2 separate regions of the Homo sapiens genome follow, and region 2 is linked to region 1. The links are chromatin contacts, found by Hi-C or POLR2A ChIA-PET in ENCODE. All regions are on one chromosome and are shown on one strand. Each heading gives the region's core, a stretch centred on a gene start or an enhancer-like site at or near the end of the contact. The rest is flanking DNA. Distances are from core to core; before and after follow the strand shown.

Region 1 (2,700 bases), core at 86-2,585:
ATCCTGGATTGGATAATGACTTAAAAAGGGAATTTTTTCCCACTTTGAAGACATTATTGGAATATTTAGTAAAATTTAAGTGGGGTCCTGGATTACAGAGTAGTGTTTATAATGTTAATTTACTGATTTTGATGGTTGTTCTGTGATTAGGTGGGAGAGTGTCCTTGTCTTTTAGGAAATACACAGTGAAATGTTTAGAAGTGTTCAGCTTACTCTCAGTTGATTCAGATGGGAAAGAATATATATATATAGTTTACAGGAAAATAATGATAAAGCAACTGTGGTAAAATCTTAACAACTGGAAATCAGTGTAAAAGATATACAAAGAGTACTCTTCTACTTTTTTCTCTAAGTTTAAAATTATTTCAAAATAAAAAGTCTTAAATGATAAAAGAAATCACCATGGTACCTATTTTACTTTCATTCTTCCAGGGCAGAGACTTGGCTTTATGCACCTGCTTTTCCTTTTCTGGCCTATTTCCAGGCACGTAAGAGAAAACCAATGAACACTTGTTTGGATAATTGGTGATTATACTTGTCTTAGCTTCCTTACTAAATTGTAAGCTACTAGAGGGCTTGAACCATGTCTTGTTTCTCGGAATTCCCTAAAGACCCAGCTCCGTGTCCTGTACATAATTGACACCATTGGTTATTTGTAGAACGGAATGGAATTATGTGGCCACTCAAATGTTATGATAATGATTAGGCTCTGACAAAGATCCCTTTTATGGGCCTGTGAAAACAATCACAGTACTTGAAACTAAAATTCCCCTCCTGGGCTTGTGAAAGCCAGGGTCCAGGTTAAGCAGCCCTTTGTGAAGCTGCATTCTCCGAGAGCGGCATCTGACTCTCCACTGAGTCACCTTTGGCAGGGAGCCTTCCCCTCAGTCTGCAGTCATTACCCTAATGAAGGACAGCTGGGGCTGCCAACAATGAACTTGCACTCTCAAGTGGCAGCCGCCCTTAAAAGAACAGTTCCCTCACCCACTAGAACAGCCCTTCCAGGCCAGAAATTGGCCACTGGTTTTATGCCTGGATGGGATGTGGATCCATAGGGAGTCAAAAATGGCAGCTGCAAAGCATGCTGTTGATAGAGAAATGCTCAGTTTAAAGAAGAAACCCTGCCCAGAGTGAGAAGCAAAACTTGCCATGTATTTTAAAAACCACTGTCCTATGTTTTGAAAAACTATATTGGCAGGGGAATCTGATACAGACTTTACTTCTGGACAGCTGTCCTGTTCATTCAGATGCAGGGTGAGCTGGAAGTCAGCCTTCAGGGCCGTGAATACAGGGCAGCTCCAAGCAAGCAACAGGCTCACCAACGAAACCAACAGACAATGTGCATTTTTCAAGACTGTTTCCCTGATGAAAAAATATTTTTTTCTACATAAGCTTGTATAGGCCACTCCTCTGATGCAGAAATCAACATTTCATGAGGTAAATAGAAAAATACTGTCTGGTAATAACCCGCATCACTGAGTGTTTACTCAGTGACAAATGTTACTCTAAGAGCTTTGCATGATTAGCTCATGTAATCCTCCTGATAGCCTGCAGGTAGGTACTCATTGCACCTGGCTGGCAGAGAAGGCACCTAAGAAATTTGGCAAAAGCCACAGAACTAGTCAGTGGTGGAGCCACAATCTGAACTCAGATACTCTAACAGCAAAGTCAACTGTTTAACACAGATCCTTCAAAGTTGGGTATTTTTCCAAGGAAACTTTGGATTGACACTTAACTGCAGAGACCATACTATGTTACGTGTGTTGAAACTTGTTTTGATCACACACACACAGTGCTTTGAACATGGAACATAACCAAGCAATGCTAATGACTATACGTTGGAGGAGAATAATACAGGAACGTCAGAAATGAAATGTTTATTTTGGCTGTTAGGGGCACTGGCACTGATCTGAAACCAGTTTTGAAAATGCAGAATGCGACAAAGTTGAAGTCATGCTGGTTTGAAGGGTTAAAAGTTCTGCTAGGTAGCTGAGCCAGGAATATGTCCTCTGTCCGGAGTGCTCACCTTACAGCGGGAGGTGGGGCAAAAGCCAGCGGCTGGTCCAGACTGCTAAAGGATTGCAGAGAGACCCATGATATTGAAGAGCATGACCGACAGGCCTCATAGTGTGTAAAAATGTATGCTTGACATGGGGCAGCAATGCGGTCCATGGAGCAGAGGCGCATGGACCCATTAGCAGACATGATGAGGACAGGCAGGGTGGGCTGACGCACAGCTGAAGAAGATAGGGGAGCACAGGAAATGACATTTTTAAATGTCAGGAAAACGTTACACAATGAGTCAGAAAGAGATGGACATTTCCTAAGCAGTAATGCTGCCTCATTATATAAAGTTTTCTGTTCTGTCAGTCATTAACTATACCAGAAAAGAAGGCAAAACACGCAGGTTTTTGTGAATCAAGCAATCTTTAACTTCTGTGACACATCTTCTCATAACTAGACCACGGCAGTAAGCTGCTCAGGAAAGGTCAGTTACACAAATGAAAAATAAAAATGGGATAGCACAGAATGCACGAGACAGGGCTCTGGGTGCCCGGCCCTACAGTGCCCTACTTACTTGGCTTACCCACGGCTCCAGGAACCATCCCACAACCATGAGGACAACCTTACACCTACAAAGAAAGTGATTGTTTTCATGTAGCTTTATTGATTCTTCACACAAATATTTGGTGGGATCAC
Region 2 (2,700 bases), core at 190-2,689, 62 kb before region 1:
AGGTTGACAAGGACTAGGATTGACAGTACTATGGCTTTTAGAAATCCCTGTTGTCCATTTAAATTTTAATGTTTCTATCATTTGTTCCTCAGTGTAAATTAACAGCCATGGCAGTGTGTTGGGTTTCTTTTCTGAAGTCGAGACTTTAAATTTAATTCAATAGCCGAGATTTACGGCGCTTCTATATTTCACACGGCAGAATCAATAATGTGACTGAAGTGAAGAAGATAAAAATTTATGGTATCTTGCAATTTAATGGTTGAAAAGATGCAATTGGAGAGATCATAAATTGTGAAGGAGTTTATGCTTCATTGCTCCTGATTCAGTGCTTGCTGTTAGAACTTGATTTGTGGCTATTCACAAGGTGTGATTAATGATGTGATCGATGCTTGCTTCAGTGCAGTAAAGCAGTTGTAATGCTCTTCATTAGAATAAATAAAATAAATTGACTGAAGCTTTATAAAAACTGTGTAACATTTAAAATCTAAAATGTCAATTTTTTTTCCTGTTACAATTTAGGTTTCTTCAGGCAGTTTCCACCTACATCACATCACTCATTGTCATTCTTTTTGGATGTTATAGAAATCCATGTGGGTTTGGGTAAGCTTTATGCAAAGCTCACTGAAGGGGAAAAGAAAGAGTTGAATAGGACCCGCAAAGCTGGGATATTGTGGCGGCTGTGCTTTTCCGTCCTCCTAATGTGCATTTTATCCTTCTTAAACACATGGAGTTAAAAGAAATCAACGCGGAAAATGACCCTTCTATTCATACATTTGCTAAAAAACAATGAAAGTGGATAGTTTTTATTTTTTAAGTGGGGTAGATACATACGCATCTCCATTGCCAGGGCCTGAGAGGGCACAGGCACACCCTTCAGACAACGTTGCTTTAATGTGGAGGTTTTGTTTGACATGCTTCTATTGTCAGCTCATGCTATGACTCAGAAAAAAATGAGCAAGCACAGAAGGGGTACGGCAGTCTCAATGTGTTTGCAAAGAATAAAGTAAGTCTAGATAATGCCTGGAGGGCCTTGGTGAGTCACTTGGGCCGGGAAAAGTTGCCTTTTTACACATGCGTAGAGATTCTTGCCAATTTGGGAACTTATTTATCACAATTGTAAACCAGCTGCCTTTGTTTCAATAACAATTTCTGACATTTATTACTGTCAAAGAAAACTTTAGGCATGTCCCAGAGAGAGGTACATGTCTCCAGAGGATACATTTGCTGGGTTCATTTCCTGCGATCATTTCTTCTTTTTGTAAATGCAAAAAGTTGCAAACAAGTGGCATGGTTAATCTATGGACTTAGATGGTCCTAACTGACTTGTGGGTGCTCCAATCCCAATACTAGTTGCAATTGTAGATTTACACAAGGCCCTGGTGTTGGCAAGCCTTTGTAATATGTTTCCATGACTCAAGCAGATTCCATTAGGATGAGTCTGGAAAGGTTTGGTATGGTGGCAGCTTTTGTTTTCCCTCCATGTCAAGGCCTGAAAGGGGTGAAGCAGCCTTGGGGGTGAGCCTCCTGGTTTTTTGCCTTTGACACCAAATTCATGTTCCTTCTTGTCACTTTGGGGTTCTGCAGGAGGATAGGGGTGGTGTGGGGAGGAATGCAGGGGGCAACCCATACATGGTAATTCTCAACTTTAAAGTATCAATTAAACTGGCTTCTCAGATTTTCCTCGTTTCCCTTAACGGATCCTTAACTCACTCTGTGTTTTCTGAATGATGAAGCACCTTGGTGTAGTAGAGACCTAACTTGCAAAAATACTTCCAGTAAAGAAAATGTGGTACATATATGCCACAGAATAGTATGCTGCCATAAAAAAGAAAAAAAGCATGTCCTTTGCAGCAGCATGGATGGAGCTGTAGGCCATTGTCTTAGGTGAACTAAATCAGAAATAGAAAACTAAATACTGCATGTTCTCACTTATAAGCAAGAGCTGAACAATGGACACATGGACATAAAGATGGAAATAATAGACACTGAAGCCTCCAAAAGGGGGGAGGTGGGAGAGAGTGAGAGTTGAAAAATTACCTATCAGATATAGTGTTCACTATGTGGGTAATGAGTACACTAGAAGCTCAATCCCTGCTAGTATGCAATATAGCCATGTAACAAACAAGCACATGTACCCTTGAGCCTAAAAAACACAACACAACAAAAACCCCAAAATACTTCCAGGTTGTCCGCATTTGGCAATCCTCAGTTCAGTGAATTTCCTTTTGCATTGGCATCTGGATGCTAAACAGGAAAGGGAATTTTTAAAGGTTTACAATATTATGTGCACTTGAGGGGCACTACCTGTTTGGGGGTGTAGGAGCTGGAGGATGCAAAGAAGGATTGATTAAAAATGAAAGGAGAGAGTAGGAAGAATGAACAGAGCTTGAATGAAACAGAATTATTTATCTCTGTGGGCTAGATTTCTGGGGGCTAATGGACATTAAGGGGTTGGCGGAAACTGAAGACTGTGTTATTTCATGGAGAACTGTCCTCGAAGTTGGAGGTGCAACAAGCCTCTAGTGTAAGCCTCATGCGAGTAAGGTCGTGTCTGATTGTCCTATCCATGTACCAGTGTCTAGAACAATGCTTGGCACCTACACCAAGCACTGAATAAATGTTCATTTAGCTTATGGTGTGAGGCAATGAATACATCTTTCTAAAGACTGTAGGCAGACCGAGCAACTGAGAAAATGTCAA

Evidence for each region. A loop is a pair of places that touch in the nucleus more often than their neighbours do. ChIA-PET counts read pairs that join two places held with the same protein, here RNA polymerase II (POLR2A). Pooled maps may share reads with other maps.
Region 2: a map of mammary epithelial cell shows a loop between it and region 1 (7-fold over the local background). The contact joins two enhancer-like sites. A Hi-C loop is called at or near these places in 5 of 168 maps with a recorded cell type or tissue (Calu3, HCT116, PC-3 and 2 more) and 3 of 50 pooled maps. POLR2A ChIA-PET finds 5 or more read pairs at or near these places in 4 of 52 experiments (BJ, MCF 10A, PC-3 and 1 more).

Annotation. Positions count from the first base shown.
Region 1 is chr2:173,588,651-173,591,350 of GRCh38, reverse strand. No RefSeq gene overlaps it. Among named protein-coding and RNA genes, the nearest start is that of CDCA7, 240 kb to the right of the region's middle. Within about 2 kb of position 1,335, at least 14 of the 41 ENCODE cell types and tissues checked have a DNase peak (open chromatin) inside an H3K27ac peak, as active enhancers do; they include HCT116, PC-3, PC-9 and 1 more, where a contact is called at or near this core.
Region 2 is chr2:173,651,195-173,653,894 of GRCh38, reverse strand. No RefSeq gene overlaps it. Among named protein-coding and RNA genes, the nearest start is that of CDCA7, 300 kb to the right of the region's middle. Within about 2 kb of position 1,439, at least 7 of the 41 ENCODE cell types and tissues checked have a DNase peak (open chromatin) inside an H3K27ac peak, as active enhancers do; they include HCT116, PC-3, PC-9 and 1 more, where a contact is called at or near this core.